Regions from separate parts of the Homo sapiens genome. Here region 1 is linked to region 2. The links are chromatin contacts, found by Hi-C or POLR2A ChIA-PET in ENCODE. All regions are on one chromosome and are shown on one strand. Each heading gives the region's core, a stretch centred on a gene start or an enhancer-like site at or near the end of the contact. The rest is flanking DNA. Distances are from core to core; before and after follow the strand shown.

Region 1 (4,033 bases), core at 1,037-3,536, 110 kb after region 2:
GCCCTGAACTCTTACCTCGTTAACACCAGCTGTGATTCTGCCACCTCCAGAGCACTGCTGCCCTGCTTCTTCAGGCCCTCCTCAATTTTTTTAATCATCTAAGGCTGGGTTCCCTGGAAGGAGAACCTGAAACAAGGATTTGGATTTAATAGTTTATTTGGGAAGTTGACCCAGAAGAAAGAGTGAGAGATAGGGGCAGCCGATGAGGGAAAGAGTGCAAGGCAATGTATAGATATATAAGTGAGCTGGACGCTGCTGACCACTGCTACTAGCGATTACTGCTGGAGTCAGAGGTGAGGCCAAGGGGATTTAAAGCGTTGAAAGTGAGGCACAAAAGGTATCCCTTACAATGCTTCCCAGACTTCAGTGTGCACCAATCACATACGGATCTTGTTAAAATGCAGATTCTGATTCAGTAGGTCTGGGTGGCACCTGAGATTCTGCATTTCTACAAACTCCCAGGTGCTGCTGGTGCTGCTGGTCTGTAGGCCACATTTTGAGCAGCAGGGCATGACACCATTACCTAGATGCACCTCAGCCTCAGCCCTCAGCCTCTCCTCCTGTCTTTCCAAGGGCTCAGACTTGGTATCCAACCTATTAGCACACAGAGACCTGGCTGCCAAGGATGGGGAAGGAGGCAGAGTTCCCTTTCTGTCTACAAGCTAGAAGACACATGATACTTAATTTCCTCATCAGGTTACCGGGACAGGTCTGTTTTGTAAAGATAACACAGGTGGCACTATGAGGCATGAAAAAGAACCACAGAGAGAGAGAGAAGGGCAGTTATAATCAGACAAGCTGATGAAGGCTGAATTGGGGCCCTTTGGGGATTAGAATGGAAGCAACCAGAGAGACTTTCCAGGAGTTGATTCAGTTGGCTGAGAAAGCCAACTGGATGTTAGCAGGAAAGTGAGAAGGAACAAAGTTCCAGAGTTTTGACCCTGGGATGTGGTTGGAATGATGAGGGTGCTATTACCAGAAGCAGATGGAGAGCAGCAACAGCTTGTGGGAGGAAAGGAATTCAGTTTTAGCCACATTAGGTTTTAGGAGCTGTATATCCATATATCTAGGACAAGTCCTAGGCATCTATCTAGGCAAGAAGAAATCAAATCAAAATGGTAAAAGAAATACAATAATGGGCATCAAATGAGTTCAGATATGAAGTACAAAGGTTTTCTAGAAATAAGAATGTGAGGCCAGGCACAGTGGCTCACGCCTGTAATCCCAACACTTTGGGAGGCCGAGGCAGGTGGATCACCTGATGTCAGGAGTTCGAGACCAGCCTGACCAACATGGTGAAACCCTGTCGCTACTACAAATACAAAAATTAGCCGGGCGTGGTGGCAGGTGCCTGTAATCCCAGCTACTTGGGAGGCTGAGGCAGGAGAATTGCTTGAACCCAGGAGGCGGAGGATGCAGTGAGCTGAGATCGTGCCATTGCACTCCAGCCTGGGGGACTACAGCGAGACTTTGTCTCAAAAAAAAAAAAAAAAGAAAAGAAAGAAAGAAATAAGAATGTGAGGACAAATGTTCACTGAGTGGAAGAAAACTAAAATAATGTAGTGTGGAGAGAGCTGTTTCGGTGGCATAGGGTAATGCTACTCAGAAGTCTAGGGGAAATAAAAAAAAACCTTTGCTTATAAGCAGGTATGTAGCATTTTCTTCTATAACAACCCATGAAAAATCTTTTGGAAAATCTTTGTGCAAAGCTTCCAAGAAAGCCGATCTGGTCCTTGCCATTGTCTGCTTTGTTGTTAAATATAGAATCTGAGGCTCTGGACTTGCTCATCTGGTATCTTTTATGAGTACTGCTTGTACATAAAATATTCTTCTGTGTCCCATTTAGTGTAGTCAAATGAATATATTTAGGCATGCGAGGTTTTTTTCCCTTAGGGCTTTTTTTAAACTGACAATTTTATGAGGAAAAAATTCATACCTATAAAACAACCTGCTACAGCTTTTTTGGATGTTTCTCCAATCCTTATCAGTGTAAACATATATGATGTACATCTTCACTTTAAGATTGGCTGTGAATCATTGGTGTGTAGACTGTTTAATGACCACATATTCCTCCCATCCCTTTTCTTATCCCCCTTCACCCTAGCTTCACCTCAGCCTCAACCCTCAGCCTCTCCTGCTGTCTCTCCAAGGGCTCAGACTTGGTGCCCAACCTATTAGCACACAGAGCCCTGGCTGCCAAGGATGGGAAAGGAGGCAGAGTTTCCTTTCTGTCTGCAACCTAGAAGACACATGGTACTTAATTTCCTCATCAGGTTACCTGGACAGGTCTGTTTTGTAAAGATAATACAGGTGGTAGTATGAGGCATGCCACCTAGAGGTGAAGTTGATTGCGTCTCCTCTTGAATCTCTGTTGGTCTTATGAACGGCTTTGCCCAACAGATTGTAGTTTCTGCTCTTGCCCTCCTGCAATGCTGCTGTCGTCATGTGAAGGAGCTTGGAATAGCCTCCTTGCTATGACAGACCATGTGGAGACAGAAAGGCCCACTTTCAAACACCAGACATGTGAGCAAGGCCTTTTTATACCATCCAACTTGAGTTGAGCTACTAGATGACTATAGTCACAAGAGTAAACCCAGACCAGGCCAACCAAGAGACCATTTAGCTGAGCCCAGCCCAAATTGCTGACCCACAGAATTGTGGGTAAATAAAATGGTTCTTGTTTTAAGTCATTAACTTTTAGGTAGTTTGTACATAATAATAGATAACTGATATAATTTGGTATCTGATATTTGCATTCTGATTTTGGAATCAACATTAATTTTTATATAATTTTTCATGTATTGAATAAGTTGTAAGATAATTTAAAAAGACCATACACAGTTCTATTATATTATCTTACCATACTTTACTTAAACTTTTCGCAATAATTGGACTTTTGGTTTATATAGAGTTTTTCATTTTTATGGATAATATTGTTCTAAACGTATTTGTACAAATGGTTTGTAAATTCTTTCCTGTTGATTTCTTAGAAAAATTTCTTACCAAAAGTGAATTAGTAGAGGAAAGAATGCCAAGTGTTAACTCTCTTTACATATTACTTGACTGCTTTCCAAAAGATTTTTATCAATTTATAGGGCAGCCAGCTGTGTACCTGTCTCCCTGTGCCCCCTCAGCAATTTTTTTTAATTTAGCAATATTTTTTTACCGAGGGGGATGGAGTTTTGCTCTTGTTGCCCAAGCTGGAGTGCAATGGCATGATCTCAGCTCACTGCAACCTCTGCCTCCCGGGTTCAAGCAATTCTTCTGCCTCAGCCTCCCAAGTAGCTGGGATTACAGGCGTGCGCCACCACGCTCGGCTAATTTTTTGTATTGTTAGTAGAAACAGGGTTTCACCATGCTAGCCAGGATGTTCTCAATCTCCTGACCTCATGATCTGCCTGCCTCAGCCTCCCAAAGTTCTGGGATTACAGGCGTGAGCCACCACGCCCTGCCTAATTTAGCAATTTTTAAATTGAGATGTGCTATGATCTGAAAGTTTGTGTCCCCCCAAAATCTGTATATTGAAATCGTAATCCCCAAAATGATGGTATAGGAGGTGGGGGCCTTTGAGAGATGATTAGGTCATGAGGTTAGAGCCTTGTGAATGGGATTAGTGTCCTGATGAAAGTGGCCAGAGAGATACCCCTTGCTATTTCTGCCATGTGAGGTTACAGCCAGAAGATCGTTAACCCTGAGAAAGCAGGCCCCCACCAGACACTGACTCTGCCAGTGCCTTGATCTTGGACTTCCCAGCCTCCAGAATTATGAGAAATAAATTCCTATTGTTTATAATCCACCTAGTTTATGGCATTTTGTTATAGCAACTCAAACGGACTAAAACAGGGTGTAACATATATGTGGCAAAGCATACAAATCTTAATTATATGGCTTGATTAATATCTACAGATAGAGATGGATAGATAGATAAATATACAGGCTCTGTGTAATCACCACCCATATGAAGATTCAAAACATTTCCAGCTCTCCAGAAGTTTCTCTTGTGCCCCTTCCTAGTCAATACCAGCTGCAGAAG
Region 2 (4,189 bases), core at 759-3,258:
GCAGCATCAACATCACCTGGGAGCTTATTAGAAATCTCAGACCCTATCCAAGACCTACTGAATCAGATTTTGAATTCTGACAAGATCCCTAATGATTAGTGTGCACACTAATGCTTGAGAAGCACTGCTCTACAATACCCAGACTTGTCCATAATGGGGGGAAAAACAACTAAAATTTTTTATTCAATAAATGATCTTACCTGTTCGGCTCTGGCAAGCATAGTTTTAAAAACCAATCTCATGCATCAACCCTGCCATTTTCCAGTGTCAATCAGCTTTCTCAGGTAGATTACCCTACTGAAGAGTGTACCAATATCGTGTTCTTAGCAATTTATCATTTAAAAACAATCTAAGTGTACAATATACTAGAGTAGTATAGTAGTACATATACTAGAGACTAGTTTAAACAATAAAGCAACCATTTCCCCAGCATCTTTTTTGCTTCTCCATAATCTTATCTCAATTTACGAATGGCAATGCCAAGGCCAAACACTGAAGACAACAAATAATCTCTCCCTACCACACTTCTACAATAACAAGAATCTTAGAATATACAGATGTCACAAAATGTGCATCTATATAATGTTCTATAGTTTCCAAAGTGATGTTATACCGTTATTTCATTTAAGCGCCACAATTTTTATTTTACCAAGGAGCAAAACTGAGTAAGTTTCCTGACGAAAATAATGAGTGTCTACTGTTCTAGGGCCTTTAACAACAACAACAACAAATTTACATTAACGCACATTATGTGCCAGGAATTGCAAGATGCATAAGATTAGTTTTTAAAATGTGCCTGCTAGAGCTGAACAGGTAAGATCATTTATTAAAGGATTTCAGGATTTTTTTTTTCCATTATGGACAAGCCTAGGTGTTGCAGAGCAGTGCTTCTCAAAGCACTGATGTGCACACTAATCATTAGGGAGCTTGTCAGAATTCAAAATCTGACTCAGTGGGTCTGGAGTGGTGTCCGAGATTTAACAAGCTCCCAGGTGATGTTGATGCTGCTGGTTGGCATTTGAGTAGCAAAGCTGTGCCGTATTTAAAGAATTAGCCCTAACTACCAATATGAAAACTTTACATCCCTGAATCTTCAATTACTCTGAGGTGACACTACTATTATTCTGGCTTCACAGTCGAGAAGGCACTGAGAAGTGAACTTTCCAGAGATCACAGAGCTGAGATGTGGGAAGGCAGGATTCAAACTTAGGTTGACTGACTGCAGGGCATTTTCAACTGTTTGCCTCCCAATATTATCTCAATTAATAGGTAACGAGAGTTCGAAGCCGGGTCCAGAGCTATCTTCTGTAACATTCTTCTGGGTCGAGTCCCTGCCCCGCTACGGTATGTGCCTAGGGTCAACACAAGGGCTGGGGAAAGAGGAAACTGAGCCTCTTTTTCAACACAACAGGGAGGACGGAGAACAGACGGCTCCTCCGGCAGACGCGACCCGGCCCGCTCCAAACAACGCTTCGGGCAGGAGAAGGTTCTCCGGGTGGTCCGCAGCCGGGCTGGAGGGGTGGGGCCTACGCTGGGAAAAGGTTCCGGGCGGGTCGTACCAACGCGCGCAGGGGGAAGAGGTTTCCGAGGCCAGGACGGTGTCGCTGCCTACGCGCTCAGTGGCGAGGTGGAGAAACTCTTCATCCACCCTCGGCTACCTGTTCGAGAGCCATGGCACCAGGAGCTCTCGCGTCCCACAGCCGACTCCTAAAGACTCTTCCTCCGGCCCCCCTGTCGAGTGGGAGTCCCCGGAAATGGGGGCCGGGCGGTATCGGGCAGGCGGTGGGGAGAAGAGTGTCCTGTCATTTACCAACTTCACTACGCCCCACACAGATCCACCCGCTTATCTGCCGCCGCCGTAGCCCTTACCAGTTCTTTGGGCGGCTTCTCCTGGGTCTTTCCAAACAGCCCCATGACGAACTGAACCCGTCTTGCCCCTTCCGGCTTTCAGTTCCCCGCGCCCAGGCAGGTCACGGGCAGCCGCCTGGGCGGGGCCCGCGGAAAAGGAGGTAGTCCCAACCCCCAGAGTAGGGAGCGGCGGCACTAGGGGATGTTGCGCATGCGCCATACGCCTGCGCAGAATCGAGTGAGTGGGAGACTAGTCAAAAAGGCTGACGTCATCGCACATGTTCTGGTCATGTCTGTGTGGGGGAGACCACGGATTCGGTGCTTTTCGTAAGGTGTAGAAATGATTGCTCTGAAAGATACGAATTTGTTGGCTACAACTGCTTCTAATACTTCACCTAAACCTAGATGTTGCACCAGAAGTCTGGATCTCCACGCAGACGTGTACACTTAGCATCACTTTCCCGACAGCTTCATCTTTGTGTCCAGTAGGCAACTCACAGGTGACAAACCAAAAATAACCTCTTTTTCCTCCCGCCAACCCACTCCTCCCCTCTGCTTGCACCACCATCACCTGGTCACTAAACCCTAGGCATCGTCCTCTCTCCCCTCTTACCAAGTCCCAACCATTCTAACTTCAATATGTCTGAACTTCAACCCTCCCCTTTCCATCCCAACTGCGGTCGTTTTTTTTCAGGCCATCGCCCTTTCCAGCGTGGGCGATTCCTGCCTAGCATTTGTCCATGTGTGTCCCGTCCTACACGCCACACTGACCGTGAGCTTAATCACACTCTCAAAGGAATCTGACTAAAGAGAACTAGACACATTTTAGCACGGACAGTTCCTGATTAGGCCTATACGGTGAGCTGATGGTTACTGTCATTAACTCATCCGAGGATGGTGAAGGGGACCATTTGTTACCTCAGCCCCATACTCCTGTCTCTGGTGGAATCATAAAATGGTTCGGCAGCTTTGAAAACATTTTGACAATTTCTTAAAATGCTAAACAAAGCCAGCCTTCCATTCCTAGCTATTTACCCAAGAGGGAAAAAAGCATATGTTCTTACAAAGACTTGTACACAAATGTTCATAGCAGCTCTATTTGTAATAGCCATAAACTGGAAACAATCCAAATGTCTATCAACAAGTGAATGGATAAACCAGTCGTGATTGATCCATACGAAGGAATAGTACTGAGCAATAAAAAAGTAAACTATTGATAAATGCAACAGCATGGATGAATCTCAAAATAATTCTGCCAAGTGAAAGAAGCCAGAACCGTATGATTCCATTTACATAACATTCTGGAAAATGCAAACTAATACATAGTGACAGAGAGTACATGGGCGGTTGCTAGCGGATAGGAGTGGGGTCAGAAAGAGGCAGAAAAGAGGGATTACAAAGAGACACGAAGTTTAGGGGGATGATGGATAATATCTTGATTGTGATGATGGTTTCACAGATGTATACAATATCAAAACTTACCAGGTTGGACACTAAGTATGTGCGATTTATTTTATGTCCAATCATACTTCAATAAAGTTGTTTTTAAAAAAGCACTGCCTGTTCATTGTGAAAAGTTAAACCCTCATTCTCACTTCCTCAGGGGAAAAGGTCTCAAAGGATTCACACCAACTATTAAATATAGTGTGAATCTTCTGAAACCTTTTCCTTTGGAAAATATACTTTTATTTTTATTTATGTATTTGTTTTTGAGACCGGGTATCACTTTGTCACCCAGGCTGGAGTGCAGTGGCAGGATCTTGCCTCACTGCAGCCTCTACCTCCCAGATTCAAGTGATCCTCCCACCTTAGCCTCCTGAGTAGCTGGGTGTCAGCCACCACGCCCACTGTGTTTTTAATTTTTCTGTAGAGACAAGGGTTAGCCATGTTGCCCAGGCGGGTCTCAAACTCCTGGGCTCAAGCGATCCTCCCACCTCAGCCTCTCAAAGTGTTGGGATTACAGGTGTTAGCCACCTTGCCCGGGCCTATTTTTACTTAGTTGAGATTATATTATATACATTGAGCCACCTCTCCCAGCCCTATTTTTATTTAATTGATATTATGTTATATACGTTGTCCTACAATTTCCTTTTAAACACATTTTATGTAGACTTTCATCAGTGTCAATACCTATGGCAGTCCATAGCAAGAATGTACCATAATTTATTTAACCATTTCCCTATTATATAAGATTGTTTCTAGTTTTTCCCTAGTAAATAATCCTGCAAATATAGGCACAGTTAAAAATTTTAAACTTAATACCAGTATCTTCCATATACATTGCACTATTGTGAACTCCTACCAATAGTGTATACCAGCACTCTTATTCCCTAAATCCATG

What was found. A loop is a pair of places that touch in the nucleus more often than their neighbours do. ChIA-PET counts read pairs that join two places held with the same protein, here RNA polymerase II (POLR2A). Pooled maps may share reads with other maps.
Region 1: a map of Caco-2 shows a loop between it and region 2 (2.6-fold over the local background). The contact joins the enhancer-like site here to the promoter of CHMP3 in region 2. A Hi-C loop is called at or near these places in 1 of 168 maps with a recorded cell type or tissue (Caco-2) and 3 of 50 pooled maps. POLR2A ChIA-PET finds 5 or more read pairs at or near these places in 2 of 52 experiments (activated CD4-positive, alpha-beta T cell and naive thymus-derived CD4-positive, alpha-beta T cell).

The regions. Positions count from the first base shown.
Region 1 is chr2:86,673,510-86,677,542 of GRCh38, forward strand. All of the region lies in intron 2 of RNF103-CHMP3 (RNF103-CHMP3 readthrough), which reads right to left. Among named protein-coding and RNA genes, the nearest start is that of RMND5A, 45 kb to the right of the region's middle. Within about 2 kb of position 2,287, at least 4 of the 41 ENCODE cell types and tissues checked have a DNase peak (open chromatin) inside an H3K27ac peak, as active enhancers do.
Region 2 is chr2:86,561,435-86,565,623 of GRCh38, forward strand. It overlaps CHMP3 (charged multivesicular body protein 3), which reads right to left and starts at 2,009. Exons shown (of 6, transcript NM_016079.4): 1 at 1,870-2,009. The coding sequence starts at 1,914. The region is part of intron 3 of RNF103-CHMP3 (RNF103-CHMP3 readthrough); the gene reads right to left. It overlaps CHMP3-AS1 (CHMP3 and RNF103 antisense RNA 1), which reads left to right and starts at 636. Exons shown (of 6, transcript NR_183901.1): 1 at 636-813; 2 at 1,412-1,486; 3 at 1,834-1,965; 4 at 2,254-2,348; 5 at 2,543-2,706. RefSeq lists enhancers at 1,435-1,604, 1,615-1,714, 1,872-2,166, 2,325-2,384.